2 separate regions of the Homo sapiens genome follow, and region 1 is linked to region 2. Evidence: read pairs that join two places in POLR2A ChIA-PET (ENCODE). Cell type or tissue: B cell. All regions are shown on one strand. Links, peaks and the distances in the headings refer to the core of each region. The heading gives the core; the rest is flanking DNA.

Evidence for each region. Peaks named below come from ENCODE experiments on the same cell type or tissue, not always from the same donor. Only the 100,000 strongest peaks of a DNase experiment are listed, where the experiment ranks them.
Region 1: POLR2A ChIA-PET joins it to region 2 with 10 read pairs; 3 of 35 experiments call an interaction of 5 or more read pairs at or near these places.

The regions. Positions count from the first base shown.
Region 1 is chr5:124,679,031-124,687,172 of GRCh38, reverse strand. All of the region lies in intron 3 of ZNF608 (zinc finger protein 608), which reads left to right. Among named protein-coding and RNA genes, the nearest start is that of ZNF608, 64 kb to the left of the region's middle. In B cell, for the core only: no CTCF peak of the experiment used is centred there; no DNase peak of the experiment used is centred there.
Region 2 is chr5:124,845,582-124,853,723 of GRCh38, reverse strand. No RefSeq gene overlaps it. Among named protein-coding and RNA genes, the nearest start is that of ZNF608, 100 kb to the right of the region's middle. In B cell, for the core only: no CTCF peak of the experiment used is centred there; a DNase peak (open chromatin) is centred at 4,543.

The sequences.
Region 1 (8,142 bases), core at 1,396-6,395, 170 kb after region 2:
TTTATCTAATATTATTAGTCTTTCCTAGTTTTGAGTCTGTTTACGTGTGTATGAATATAACTAGCTATTTAAAAAATATGCTGTGAGGGAAATAAATACACATTTGCTTGTCCGTTTGAGGTTTTGACTGAAATGTGGAAACTTAATTCAGCTTATTAAGTGAAATGTTTTTAAAATTTGATATTCACCAAATATTTTTACAAAAACACCCCAAGTGTAGTTTCCAACTATATATTTCATAACAAGGAAAAAAAATTGCCCACCACTTCCTGTGCCTCAGAGAGTCAATGCCTTGTATTCTCCTGGCCCAGTGGGCAGTTTTGATCCTGCCAGCTCTTCGAGGACTTACTTGTACCTTTGCACAGTTTGTATACTGTCTTGTGGATGTCTTCCTCATATCCATGTTGACAGACAACTTTTGAAGTAACTCAAGTTGACAGAGCTGACTGAGAACATTTAATGTGTCTTATTTCACTTGAGCAGCAGCAGAGGCCAACTTGTTTAAAGAGAACCTGCAAAAGCTGCTTTCCACTGTTTTCCTCAGCTTCATGAGAAGACCTAGTCACTTTTCAGAATACAAAAAGCCAGCCAGTTCCAGACAGTGCACACAGTGCACATATAAAATTATTTATTGTCCAGACAAACATGTGTGGCTGGGTACCAGAAACACAGAAGAGCCACAACTGGGACTGGGGCATTGGCTTGGCTCCCTCTTGAAGCTGGCTGCAGTAAGCAAGTGTGTGAGAGTCACTTTCAGTTCAAAAAGTCTGAATACTCAAGGGCAGACACATTAGGAGGCCATAGACCAGGAACCAGGACAATCTTCATGGCAAAGCAGTAGCACCATGTTGAACTTGTCTCTTCGTAGACTCCTGCCTGATAGGGTGACCGAAGGGCATTATCCCATTCACAGGGACAGAGAATCTAATGGGATTAAGGAAATGGAGGGTCAGCTTTAAAGAAGCAGAATAGAGTGAGCTACTTAAAATTATATTGGTTGCACATTAATCTTCCACGATTCAGAAGGAGAGCATTACCTTAAATTTCCCAGTTACTAGAGAATCCCTGAAGTATACACCCTCTAGGAAATCTCCCTTTATATTTGGCATTTGAATTAAAAGTCTTCTTAAAATAAATATCATCAGCCATACCAGTCCTCCTTAGCTTGCAGTTTCTTGCAAGTAGCACATTTCCAAGTATGGAATTTCAACAAAGCACATCATATGTTGAGTGTGACTGTTAAGTATTTGAGGCTGTGATTTAGCATCACCATCTATATTTTCTCACAGTGAGGAAAATGAAGTATGGGGGAATCTATGACTTGCATAGAAATCAAGGCAGAGTCCAAAGGAGAATTAACAGCACAGAGGTCTGTGGCTCTAGTGATGGCTTGGGAGGGATCTAGTTGTTCTAACCACATATACCCACCTCAAGGTTTCAGGATCAGGTGGGCTGGCCGCGTACTGAGTTCCTCCTCTGGAGAATCAGGCTGGCAGCTAAGTCAGATCCCCTGGGGTCTGTTGATAAGTTGCTGTTGTTGTTTTTTTTTTTTTTCCTCTAGATTTGACTCTACCCTGACTACGCCTGATCAGGAGAGTCAGGCTTTACACTACACTTTACCCAAGGGAGATGCAGATACTCTACCAGTGGGTATGCAACTGTCACTTCATGCATTCCTTGGGGTAAATTGTTTGTGTATTTTGGAAAGTAAAAAGAATAGTCTGGTGTTTACAGAAGAATATTAGGGGATTGTCAGGGAGCCTAATTTTGTGTTGTTCTTTCGCTCTGTGAATTCTGGCACTACAACTTGCTATGGTTCAGTGTTTTATGTCATTCCCCCGTTTATTTCATTCCGATCATTAATGAAAAGCAACAAAAGTGTAGCAAGAGTGCCAGGCCAGTTGGTAGGCATAATAAGATTGATTAGAGCCCAAAATGAAAACATTAAACTCACTTGAAGGCAGCCAAAGCCTTAATTCTATTACGTATGAACTTCTTTTTTGGATACATGAATAGTGAAAAGTATTTGGAGTTGATAGTGTGTGACTTCAAAAGCATGTGAGAAGTTACTTGCCTTTATAATACCTCATGACAACTAAGCAAAAAGTGCATTTATATTTCATACAAAATACTGTGTTTATTAAGATCCTCTGAAAGGGCATGATTGTATAAATCAAGAAGCATCTGTAATATTTTGCTTAAAAATTCTTTATTCTTTGGCTGCAATAGTCTAGCAGCTATCCACTTAGCAGATTTAAAAAATGTATTGTTGCAGAATCCTCAACAGTTCTTGGTATTTCAGTTATGACTACTATTGGACAAACTGTTTTTGAGAAAAGACCTGTAGCTAAACCATGAGAAAAACCGAATTAAAACAAAATGGCGTGATTGCTGTAACTTTGAGGTTACTATAGTGTACTGGTTTTAAAAGAAGGGAAAAGGGAGACCAGTTAAAAGGAAAAGGAAAACTAAGTGGTGAGCTTCTGTTGGGAACTCTCACTTCCCACTACGCCCATTTGTTATAAAAATATATGTACATATGATGACCTAACGAAGTTCTTTCAGAGTATTCCTGCTGTTGCGTCCTCTCCTTTTGGTGACATTATCCCCCATCCACTGTGAAAACTAATGCATTTTATATAACCTAAATATGATGTAGTTCAGAAATGCCTTAGGACTTATGGGTAAGATTGATAAGTTATAAGGGAAAAGAAGAACCCTGGAAGAAAGCACTGGATCAGGTGTCAAGAGAACAGGGCTGCAACCTCCCTTTTCGTACCCTCTGGCTGTGTTTTCTTGGCTCTGGCTTCACTTTCCTCATGTGTACAGTGAAGGGGTGGAGGTTGGAGTACATAATAATCTCTTGAAGATACCTGAAATTCAGGTAGCAAAGGAGTGTTAAGATATTAGAGTGTTCTTCATGGCAGAATCAGGTAGCAAAGGAGTGGTAAAGATCTTAAGGTGCTCTTCATGCCAGCATCGTTTCAGACTTAAAGAATTCTAAACAAAATTATTAGCAAATAGTCAGCCCTGATGGCATTAGCCATAGTGCAAAGTCCTGTTGAATGAGTAGCCATGACTTGAGTCTCCAAAAATAGATCTGTTTCTAGGACTCTGTTTACTCACATCATTTATTAAACTAGTAGCACTTCTGTAGGTAAAGCAGGGTCTGGTTTGAGTAGACTGACATTTATTTTATGCTCTGATACACTCCAAAGAAGAATGAACCCATTAAAGACATTATCTGATAAGATTCCTAAGTGGTAGAGTCTTACCAGTTTCATTAGCAGGTTTTGGAACCCCTGGTCTAACGTGCCTGTACCAGATCCAGTGACTTCTAGTGCTACTTATATATACCTTGTATTAAGATTCCTTAGAATGCTCAAAAGACCACTGTGAAATACAGAATTTATTGGATGCACGAGAGTTAACACATAAATGTAGTTGAATTTTCTTTTTAACTTTTATTCAGGTTATATGTTTATATAGTTTAAACAGCCACATAGCTCTACAAGGCCCATAACAAAGAACAGTAGTTTCATATTTCACCTTTCCCTTCACCCAATTTCTACTTTCCGGAAGCAACTCACTAAACTCTTTGAACTGGCATTTTCCTCTATATTTTGAAAACACATGTTTATGTGGATATTTCTTGATTTATTTTTCAGTTTTAGGTATTTTATAGTAACTTTTTATTATGGAAGGTGATGATTTAGCTCCCTTACTCACCCTTTCCCCCAACACAAATATATTTTACCACCACCCATACTTCCAATATAATTATGAGTTATGAGCTCTTCATTGCTATGTAGCACATTATTCTAGATGATAGTACCTTAAAAACAACAAACATATCCCACAGTTTCCATGGGTCAGGAATCTGGGAGCAACTTAGCTGGTGCCTCTGGCTCAGGTTGTCTCAGAAGGTTTCAATCAGGCTGTAGGCAGGTGCTACTGTCAGCTGAAGACCCCATCCAGTGGAGATGAAGGAGCCACTTCTAAGCTTCCTTACATGGTTTTTGGCAGGCTTTAATTCCTCACGGGGCAATTTGACTTGCTATGCCATGTGGGCCTCTCCATAGGACTGCTCACAACATGGCAGCTTGCTTCCCAGCAAGATCAGATAGAGAGGGGGAGAGAGAGAGAGAGAGAGAGAGACAGAGCACCCAAAATGGAATTCATAGTCTTGGAATAACTTAATGTTAGAAATGATAGCTCATTACTTCTGTTCGTTATAAGTAAGTTCAGCCCACACTCAGGGGAGGGCATCACACAAGAGTGTGAATGCCAAGAGGCAGTGGTCATTAGGGGCCATCACAAGTAATTATGAGGCTGCCCACCACAAGTAATTATGGTTAGGCCAATATTCAGTTTTTACATTATGACTACAGCACAGTCATGTTCTATGATTACCTTTTCTAATCCAACTCTTTTCCACAAGTTAATAACTTATTTTTTTGTTTGCTTAGTGTTCTGTGCATCCACACTGATTCACCATCAACTGTCATGCCAGAATTATAAATTGCTTCTGGGTGTATTGAAATACACCAAGTATAAGTTCTATATGTTTTATCTTTTGGGATAGTCTCTCCCAGAGTTTTCTGACCTTCTCCAATCTGGACTGATTGCTTAGGCATTATTCATAGCTATAAAAATCTGAAATATCTCTTGTATACCATTCTGAAGATGCCATTGCCTCTTATGTTGGATACACTATTTCCTGACTCATTTCTCTTGGTCCATCCCTTCATTTTCGTGGTGCACATTTTCCAATAGCTTCCTAAAAAAGGATTCATGGTAGGCCGGGCACAGTGGCTCACGCCTGTAATCCCAGCACTTTGGGAGGCCAAGGCGGAAGGATCACCTGAGGTCAGGAGTTTGAGACCAGGCTGGCCAACATGGCGAAACCCTGTCTCTACTAAAAGTAGAAAAATTAGCCAGGCATGGTAGCAGGCGCTTGTAAGCCCAGCTACTGGGGAGGCTGCGGTAGGAGAATCGCTTGAACCTGGGAGGCGGAGGTTGCAGTGAGAGGAGATTGCACCATTGCACTCTAGCCTGGGAAACAAGAGCGAAACTCCATCTCAAAAAAGAAAAGAAAAGAAAAGCATTCATGGGAAGTCAACATTTTGAAAGCTCAGATGCTTAAAAAATGTAACGCGTAAAAATGTCTTCTGTCTACCCTCATGCTTGATTGATAATGGGGTCACATGAAGACTTGGTTGAAAATCATTTTTCTTCAGACTTCTGGAGATTATGCTCCTTTGCTTTGAGCTCCCCAGTGTTGTCTCCGAGGAGTCCAATGTCCTTCCTGATTTCAGATCTTGTATTTGATACCTATTGCTCCACCCCAGAAACTTTCATCTTTTCTTTGTTTCCAGTATTCTGACATATGTCAATGCCATCCTTTAGCATGAGTCCTTTTTTAGAGTCAGGGACTTGTTCCTTCACCTAGGCTAGAGTGAGTAGCATGGTCCTAGTACACTACAGCCACAAATTCCCAGGCTCAAGGGATCGTCCTGCCTCAGGCTTTCAAATAGGTGGGACTTAACAGTCATGTGCCAACATGCTAGGCCAATTTTTTTTCTTTCTATTTTTTGTAGAGATGGGATCTTCCTAGGAGTTTAAAGGTAGTCTTGAACTCCTGGCCTCAAGTGATGCTCCCAGCTCAGCCTCCGGAGTTGCTAGGATTCTTTTTTTCTTTTCTTTTCTATTTTTTGAGATGGAGTCTCGCTCTGTCACCCAGGCTGGAGTGCAGTGGCACAATCTCAGCTCACTGAAACCTTCGCCTCCTTAGTTCAAGTGATTCTCCTGCCTCAGCCTCTTGAGTAGCTGGGATTACAGGCTCCCACCATCACGCCCAGCTAACTTTTTTTTGTATTTTTATTAGAGACGGGGTTTCACCATGTTGACCAGGCTGGTCTCAAACTCCTGACCTCAAGTGATGTGCCCGCCTTGGCCTCCCAAAGTGTTGGGATTACAGGCGTGAGCCACCGCACCTGGCCTGGGATTCTTTTTTTAATCTGTTGTTCTGAGCTTGGTCCTCTTGTTGAAAACTCAAGTCCTGCAGTTTTGGAAATTTTATAGATGTATTTCTTTAGAAAGGATTAATTTCCATTTCCATGCTCTCTCTTTCTGGAACTCATTTTATGTAGAAGTTGAACCTCCTCTACCAATCTTCTTTTCTGATCTTTCTCCTTCTTTTTCAAAACTCTGGTTTATATGCGTTTTGTATTTTCTGCCTGGAGAGTTTTTCAAATTTATCTTTGCTTTTTCATTTCCCTCATGTAGTTTTTAATTTCTAAGCGCTTTTTATTTTCTATTTTGGTTATTGGCATTGCTCTCTTAAAAAGCCTTCTATTCTAGTTTCATGAATGAAGCATCTCCTCATTTCTCTGAAGATATTTAATTAGCTTTTCTAATTTCTTCTTTTTATTGTCAGCATTGCTTTTAATTCGTCTAAGTTTCTTTTTTGTTTATGTGTGTGATTTGTCATGTGTATTTTTTGTTGGAGACTTTCCTCAAATGCCTATGACTGTTGGCTGTCTGCTTCTATGAGTGGTGCGCTGAGAAGCTAGTTTGAAATTCTACATGCTTCAGTAGAACTGGTTGATGGTATAGGCAGACCTGGATCAATTATTTCTGTAGAGTTGCAATTCCCATATTCCTTTTCTCTTGCTTTTATCAGTTTTCCCCGAAAAGGCTTCACTGATCAGCTGGCAGCCAACTTTCTTGGTGCCAATTTTGGAAAAAAAGAGAGTGAAGGATTCACTCTTCATTATATAAACTTTATAAACTATGACTTAAATCTTCCTTTTTTTTTTTTGTGGCCATAATATCCCCATTTTACAAATAAGAAAATTTTTAGAGCTTTACATTTCTTTGTTGTAATTTCTTCATAGCTGTTATTTATTCCATGACCTGAAATAGAGATAATTTCAGTCAATATGGAATGTGCCATCATAATTATCCTTCTACGGAGATCTAGTCATTTAATTTATCATTATTGTGGTTTGCTTGGCCTATTTTTTTTTCAAATGTGGCTTCAGCGATGCTTGGTTTTCAGAAGACTATAAGCTTGGGACTTAAAACAGCAGCATATGAATGGCCAGAGTCCCCCTAACCCAGCCCTACCTCCCTCCCTTATAGGTCCTTGCCAGATCATTATGTTGGGCTTGAGCTCTGTTTTTATCTTTACTTATCAACATGAGCTGTTCGCCAAGCTGGTTTTTCACAAATTCTTTCAATGTTGACCAGCCCTTTAATATCTGCACTTCTAAGAATCAAAGTCCTAGGAAAAGACAGATCTCATAAGCACTTTCCTTCTACAAGGGACAGATGCATGGAAGACACCTCCTTAAAACCAAGGTACACTGCTATGTTCTGTGGTAACACCAAGCCACGGGGCAGGGTGTATTCCCCAGAGCTCCAAAGCACTCTGCTATCTTAACCAAAGCACATTCAGTCACCTGTATTTTCAAGTTTTTCTTCTCAGCCTAGAAAGGTGCTTTTTCCTTTAGTCTACCTACTTCAGAATAATAACAGGTACTTGCTTGCCTTCCTTGAGTGGAGACTGTAAAAGGTGATTTTAAATATCACATTGATATCTTACTCTGAGGCAGGGATTTTTCTCTCTCTTGTCCATGTATGTAGCCCCGGTGCCCAGCACATTGGCTGTTACCAATAAATATGTGTTGTCTGAAGGAAGGAAGGACAGAAGGAAGGAAGGAAGGAAGGAAGGAGGGAGGGAGGGAGGAAAAGAAGGAAGGAAGAAAGGAAAGAAGGAAGGAGGGAGGGAAGGAAGGAAGGAAGGGAAGGGAAGGAAGGAGAAGTCAAGTGAACTCATGACTTGACTTCAACCTGACTGAAAACAATCTTCCCACTTCTGTCCCCGCTCCCTCCCATGTTGCTCAAGTCCTACACAGGCACCCAGAGGGAGCTTGTTGCATGGAGTCCGTGCTGTTCTGCCAGTTGAGTAAATAGGTGACAGGCAGTAAACTGAAGGAAACGTTTTTATATCCTTAAAAGTGTTATCTTCGAGGAGCACAGTTTGTAATGCTGGAGTGAAAAGAAGCCTCCTTTCAGATGGCCAGCTTGATGCAGGCAAAGCTGCTAATTTGTTTTCAACTTCAAGGAGATTTAGAG
Region 2 (8,142 bases), core at 2,339-7,338:
TGAAGCAGTCTCAGGCCCACAATTTCAGTGGTCATGACCAACAAATGGGACCATGGCATGACCGATGAGCATTCCATTCAGGAACCACAATGCCGAAGAGTCGACCCTGATTTTTATTACTTGCATTATGCTTTTGTGTGTTTGTTTGTTTGTTGTTTTTTGAGACAGGATTTTATTCTGTTGCCCAGGCTAGAGTATAGTGGGATGATCTCAGCTCACTGAAACTTCTGCTGCCCTGGCATAAGCAATCCTCCCACCTCAGCCTCTCAGGTAGCTTGGAATACAAGCACACACCACTATGCCCAGCTAACTTTTTGTATTTTTTGTAGAGACAGGGTTTCACCACATTGCCCAGGCTGGTCTCAAAGTTCTGGACTCAAGTGATCTGCCCAACTCAGCCTCCCAAAGTGCTGGGATTACAAGCATGAGCCACAGCTGCATTTTGCTTATTTTAACAGGACTTCTTTAGAATTTTTTAGAGAACGAAGTAGAATAAAGAAAAAAGAGAATGAACAAAGCAAACCATTAATTCAGTGGTGATGACCGACTTCTAAGACATCATTAATTTAATACTCTGATTTTTTTAACAATGATGAAAAATGTCATATGCTGCATTTATACTCATATGTTCGAAATAGTCCCAACAATACACAAAAACATAAGAGATAAAATAGAAGCACTGAAATCTTTCTACCCACTGACAACCATGATTAATATTAATTGATATATAATATTCTGCATGCATAAGTGAAATTTTGATGAAAATATTTTGACTACTCTTTCTATAAATAACGAATCCAATTTTCACCTTTGCAAAAGAGCATGATGTATCCATATCAGCTATCAGGCATCATCTCCTGATGGTATTTCGGGGACTCCCCTCTACGAATCCAGTTAGAATGAAACACTGTGATGCAGATACAATAATGTCCTATTGCAAACACCTTTGTATTTAGACATAACCTGTCTAATATATTTGTTTCCTGTGCATGTAGTCCTTGAATAAAAATAGTCTCCTTTTGCACCTCCTCCAAAGAATTGATCAGAGTTTAAATTTAATTCCATTGATTTATTGCAGTGAAATGAATTGAGCTGAATTAAAGAGAGTCATGTAGGAATTGCTGAGCAGTTGTTAAAATGTATCTCTATTCTTGTGACAATGTGATGCCTTCAGTCATATGGACTTAAAATGAAAAGACTTATAATCTTTTAAGATAGCAAAAACTCTTAAAGTTTGGGTGAACAATGTACTGTTTTATTCAAATATCCAAAACCAAATAAATTAGAACACCATGATCCTCACAATAGTTGAATGAATCAAGAAAAAGAATTTCTTCTTTATTTTCTTCTTAAGTATGTGTATTATCTTCATTCTCAGAATTACCCTTCCCTCATGCCTTAATCTGTTCCTGAAATCCTATCCCTTCTAAAATAGAACTATAGCTAATAAATATTTTAAATACTGAAATTTGTTAGGCAAGTTCAGAAAATCTGGAATAGTCCAAGCCAACTACAATGTCTTATGATGGGTCTCTGGGGGTCACTGGACAGGCGATGCTTTGGGATTTTGGCTGTTTGGGAGAGTAGCAAAAGGATGTCATCACTGCCTTTGAGACAAACATATGTCCTGTGCTTAGTAATTGCCACTAATAATCCCTAACATGGCATTCTTTATGCAACCTGGAGGTTCTAGAACTTTTTTACTACTTTCACGGTATTCCAGTTTTTATTCCTTCTCTAGATAGAAACCAGAGCTCTTTAATACATGGCATGACCAGGCTACTAAAGTGTGTCCCACGAAGGGATCTGCACTTGAAGAGCATCCTGATAATCTTCAGAAATAAGCCACCGGGCACGGTGGCTCATGCCCGTAATCCCAGCACTTTGGGAGGCCAAGGCAAGTGGACCACTTGAGGTCAGGAGTTCAAGACCAGCCTGGCTAACGTGGTGAAACCTCGTCTCTACTAAAAATACAAAAATTAGCTGGGCATGGTGGTGCGCGCCTGTAATCCCAGCTACTGTGGAGGCTTGCTTGAACCCAGGAGGCAGAGGTTACAGTGAGCCAAGATCACACCACTGCACTCCAGCCTGGGAGACAGAGCCAGACTCCGTCTCGAAAGGAAGGAAGGAAAGAAGGAAGGAAGGAAGGAAGGAAGGAAGGAAGGAAGGAAGGAAGGAAGGAAGGAAGAAAGGAAGGAAGGAAAGAAGCAAGGTAGGAAGGAAGGAAGGGAGGGAGGGAGGGAGGGGAAGGAGGGAGGAAGAAAAGCAAAGAAAGAAGCAAGTACCCAAAATGTCAGGGGAAGAACAGGTGTATCCTGTCTGAAAATCAATTTCACTGAATGCAATGAGCCTGGGAGCAAAAAAAGATAAATTAGAGCCCTTTCATCTATAGAATCAAGACAAACAAACCCAGTGGAGAAAATGTAAACCCCTATGGCTGGTAACTAACTAACATCTGTCTTCCATAAATCCCTTGGAAGTGGAGAAGGCATTTCAGGTGCTAAATTGATCAAGGGTTACAGCCTGTATGTTGCAATCAGTGCATTTACAAATAACCACACCCTCAATTATAGTGACTTGCAAATGGCAGCGACAAAAGCTGATTGCTTCCTAATAGTCATTCTCCCCTTCTCTAGTAGCAGATCCCAACTTTATTTATCCATGAGCCCAGACATAACACCCTACTTTTCAGCCCCCTCTTTAAGTTTGATGTGACCATGTGAAGAAGTTCTGGCCAATGATATGAAACCAAAGTGTTGTACAGTGTTTACAGAACGTTCCCTCAAAATGCAGGGAGTGAGCCCTTTTTTCTTTTTTTTTTTTTTTTTTTGAGACGGAGTCTCGCTCTGTCTCCAGGTTGGAGTGTAGTGGTGCGATCTCGGCTCACTGCAACCTCCACCTCCTGGGTTCAAGTGATTCTCCTGCCTCAGCCTCCCCAGTAGCTGGGACTACAGGCGTGTGCCACCACGCCCAGCTAATTTTTGTACTTTTAGTAGAGACGGGATTTCACCATGTTGGCCAGGATGGTCTCGATCTCTTGACCTCGTGATCCATCTGCCTTGGCCTCCCAAAGTGCCGAGATTACAGGCATGAGCCACCACGCCCCGCCCTTTGTTCTATCTACTTTATCCTGCCGTACAGAACATGAAACTGCAGACCACTCCTAGGAAAGGTGGAGCAGAAAATGAGAAGAAACCATGCCAGTCCTTGACTCGCTACCTCCAGATTTACTTTACTTCAAAGAGAATTAAACTTTTATATTGTTTAAGCCACTGTTGAGGGTTCACTATTATCTGCAGCTGAAACTAATCCCAACTCATACAGATTAGAAATAAATAGGGATGTATACAATGCCGAAGATGTAGTGGTAGTGCAGAGAAATTGGCCCAGGTTCTTTACACAGGCTAATGGAAATGAGCTCAACATAAGTGCCCAAAGCAACAAAAGGGTAAGGCAGGGAGGGGGAGCGGGCAAGGAGTGCCAAGCCCAGAGGCCAGGAAGGCAGTCATTATACTCACCCCAGGCTGGGCCTGAGCACAATCTCACAAAACTTAACTCAGTGAAGATTCAGGGCACCACCACCAATTCTTTAGATTGGATATAAGCCAAGAGAGACATAGTACACAAAGGCTCTACGGCAGTATTTTCAACTCTTATTCCACACCACTTATGGTAAACATAAAAAGCTCCAAGCTCTCGCCCTTGAGAAAATGATACACCCCTGGAGGATTGAAACCCAACTCCCCTCTCTCCCATGCCCACCAAGAATAACTAGAACAGAGCTCCCATCAGCTGCCGAGGTACTGCTAAAGGTACTCATTAAGGGGTTTTGTTCTTTGTGTATAAAGCAGTTCTCAACTTTTGTTTTTTCTGCCTCATGGAACAGAACAGATGATATTCATCATGTGAAACACCCATGGGCCTGCCCAGAGTGAGAAGAAATTTCCAGCTTGCTAACTGTAACTCCATCATTTTCAATCCCACTCAAGAAAGCATACAAGAATTGGAGTGAGAATGACATTATTATAAATGATGTAATGATAGTGACAACTTTGAATTTGCTTTAATATATAAAGATATTAAATCACATCAAGTGTTCCTAAATAATCTTCAAGTCACTTGAAGATAAAAGTATTTGTAACAACCCTCTTAAAAACAGCAAGAGCTCAGAGCAAGTCACCCATTTACAGATGCTCCTCAATGATTTCCAAGCCAGAAACAGATTTACAGTGTAGAAAACCATTCACCAGGTAAATAACCGAGCAAGCTTCCTCATGCAAATGAGTTCTGAATAAAACTCTCTTTAATGATAATAATGAGGATGCTGATCAGAGCCAATTATTTCAAGCTTCATAATTTGTGTATTAACTAAACATCCTCATAATTAAGCAAGTTAGCCTAGGGAAATACCATTCATTAAAGGCTCTGGTGTATTTTGTTTCTGAATTTTCTGCTCTAAAATATTCCTGTGAGTAGGAAGTGAACTTGCCTGTAAGTAACAGGAAGCTGAAAAGAGGGAACTTAAATTTGAGGTACTATTATTATAATGTAGCCAGAAGTCTGGAGGTAAGCTGTTCAGAGCTGATGCGGTGTTTCCAGGCAGCAGGTAGTGATCCAGGCTCTTTTCTATTTCTACTCAGCATGTCCTTAGGGTGAGTTCCTCTCCTTAGGGTCCCACGATAGCTGCTCCGATGCAAATTTATGACCCCATTCTGAGCAGGAAGAAGAGGAAGGCAAAGGGCAGAAGGAGCCACCAGCTGAGTTGGTGTCCTTGAAAGAGCTTGTCTAGAAGCCCTACCCAGTAACTTTCCCCTACATAGCAGTGACCCAAACTGTCTCGTGGCCACCTCTAGCTACAAAGTGTGACTGGGAGGAGTGAGGATTTGTGAGAGAGATGATGAGGAGGGTGGGAGGGTGGGTAAGAAAGGGTGATGAGAAATAGCTTTTCAGCAGGGGCAAATCTCTTCTCTACACAAAATGAGGGTTATATTAGGGAGGAAGGTGGGGGAAAGGTTGATATTACATGAGCAACCAGCCTTGTCTTTATCTCCTAGCACTTGGAAGAGTAAAGAACAATAAGTAAGGAATTCTAGAAGTCTCTTAAAAAAAAAGAAAATCTATGTTTGAGATCTCCAATAGAAGTCATCAGAACCCTGTTAGGGAAATGCATGACATGAAGACACATGCTTGTCTCACTTTGGAACTGGAGGAAAGAGTTGAAACCTACATCTGTATGGAAACGCTCACAGACCTAGAAGAAACGAATCTAAAAAACAGTCAAGCTGCCTATAGCAATATCACAAATAGGGGAATGTTGAACTTTTTTTAAGTAAAAGATAAAAGAAGACAAAAATGTAATTTTTTCTGTATGAAACCTTTCGTTCTCTTTGTCCCTAAAGCATCTTTGTAATTTTTGTTTAATCTTCTGTTTTCTCCAATTCCTTTTTATGATTTAAAAAAAGAAAAGTTCCAAAAAGGTGACATAATTGTATCTTTCTTATATTTTTTTAGCCTACAATGTTCTTATCAGTCGGGGCCCTCTTTACAAGTCAAACTGTACACGTTTTTTATGTGTCAGTGATGGAAACCCAGCTTGACATCTGACAATCATACTCAGTCCTTTCTGCTTTGCACATCAACAACTACTGGAACACTTCTGAATTAGTGCTTCGCTGTCAGTTTTGTTAATGATGTTTGAGGCAAAGAGGAACACAACCTACTCTTCTGGGAATATGATATATTGACTCTGTAGAGCTGACAATAGTAAAATGTTGGTTTAATGCCAAATTTGCCTTTCAGATATGTCACAAGTTCTAAACATTTGAAAAAAAAAGAATTAATAGAGCTTAACACCATATTAGCAACTCGTGAAAAGCTGGATTTAAATGTTGGCTTAATAAGAGTTTTGTTTAATTATTATTAATCATTAAGAAATCTCCATTACAGGTGACATACAAAAATGAACAACAGACTTTGTTCTTATATAGTATTTTCCCATTTGAAATAAAAACAATTTGCTAATAATACTTACAATGACCCCTGAAGTAAGCATAGACAAAGATTTTTTTTTTTTTTTTTTTTTTTTTGAGACGAAGTCTTGCTCTTGTTGCTCAGGCTGGAGAGCAGTGATGCGATCTCGGCTCACTGCAACCTCTACCTCTTGGGTTCAAGCGATTCTTCTGCCGCAGCCTCCCGAGTAGCTAGGATTTCAGGCACCCACCACCATACTCAGCTAATTTTTGGTATTTTTTAGTAAAGATGGGGTTTCACCATGTTGGCCAGGCTGGTCTCCAACTCCTGACCTCAGGTAATCCACCCACCTTGGCCTCCCAAAGTGCTGGGATTACAGGAATGAGCCACTGTGCCCGAACTAGACAAAGATTATACAAATTATTTATTTATTTATTTATTTATTTTTATTTATTTATTGAGACAGGATTTCTCTCTTTCCCACAGGTTGGAGTGTAGTTGCGTGATCACAGCTCACTGCAGCTTCAATCCCCGGCTCCAGTGATTCTCCCACCTCAGCCCCCGAGTAGCTGGGCCTACAGGTGCACATTACAACACCCAGCTAGTTTCTGCAGTTTTTGTGGAGAGATCGTTTCACCATGTTGCCCAGGCATTTCTCAAACTCCTGTACTCAAGCAAACCTTCCACTTTGGCCCCAAGTACTGGGATTCAGGCAAGAGCCACCGCGTCTAGCCAATTATACAATTTTTAAAATAAATTGAAATGGTCGTTGAAAATGTTCAGTAAAAGTTATATACTTTCATCACTTACTTTAGAAAAATGAGTCATGTCAGAGTCTGCAGGTCCCATGCTATATTTTGGTTAAAGCAGCACGTAATAATAAATTGTTTTCTTATCATGAGAGCATAAGTCTAATAATTAGAATTTAGCCTCCAGCTTTCTTGGTAGAATTTCTTTTTTTTTTTTTTTGAGACGGAGTCTCGCTCTGTCAACCAGGCTGGAGCGCAGTGGTTTGATCTCGGCTCACTGCAAGCTCCGCCTCCTGGGTTCACGCCATTTTCCTGCCTCAGCCTCCCGAGTAGCTGGGACTACGGGCGCCCGCCATCATGCCTGGCTAATTTTTTGTATTTTTAGTAGACATGGGATTTCACCGTGTTAGCCAGGATGGTCTCGATCTCCTGACCTTGTGATCCGCCCATCTCAGCCTCCCAAAGTGCTGGGATTGTAGGCGTGAGCCACCATGCCCGGCCTTTGTTAGAATTTCTAACTGACAATTTGCTAGTGGAACAACTTAGAATTTACTATATCTTTCCTCGAATCTTTGTTCACAGGTATGTTGGACATGTTTGTCCAAAATGCACAAATGCAATTACGGCAAACACATCCAGCTCTGAAATGAAGACCCCAGCACCTTACATTCTTAAATTTCTATGCTGTCTGTCCATGGAAATAAATACATTCCTAACCTTTTCCCCTTTACCAAATAGATTTAATAAATCTACAATGTAAAACTACTTAAGCGGATCAAGTACATATTCAAATTTTATTTATAGGACAGTTTGATAAACTGAAAGCATCACTTTCATGAAAACATTATATTAAAAGACTCATCAAACATAGTTCTTTTAAAGAATGAAACAATGGCACAATCATGAGAACTTTGCCAGTCTTTTCACCTAGAGCAAAGATAATGGTTTCCTATGTACTTTTTAAAACTATTGCGGTAAAATACACATAACATAAAATTTACCATCCTGACTATTTTTGTTGTTGTCGTTGTTTCTTTTCTGGTTTTTTTTGAGACGGAGTTTCACTCTTTTCGCCCAGGCTGGAATGAAGTGGCCTGATCTCCACTCACTGCAACCTCTGCCTCCCAAGTTCAAGCGATTCTCCTGCCTCAGCCTCCCAAGTAGCTGGGATTACAGACGCCCGCCACACCTGGCTAATGTTTGTGTTTTTAGTAGAGACGGGGTTTCACCATGTTGGCCAGGCTGGTCTCGAACTCCTGAACCTCAGGTGATCCACCCACCTCGGCTTTCCAAAGTTCTAGGATTACAGGCGTGAACCACCATGCCCGGCCCATCCTATTTTTAAGGAACCAGTCCAGTGACATTAAGTATATTTATTTCTTGTGCAGCCATTACCACCATTTATTTCCAGAACTTTTTCATC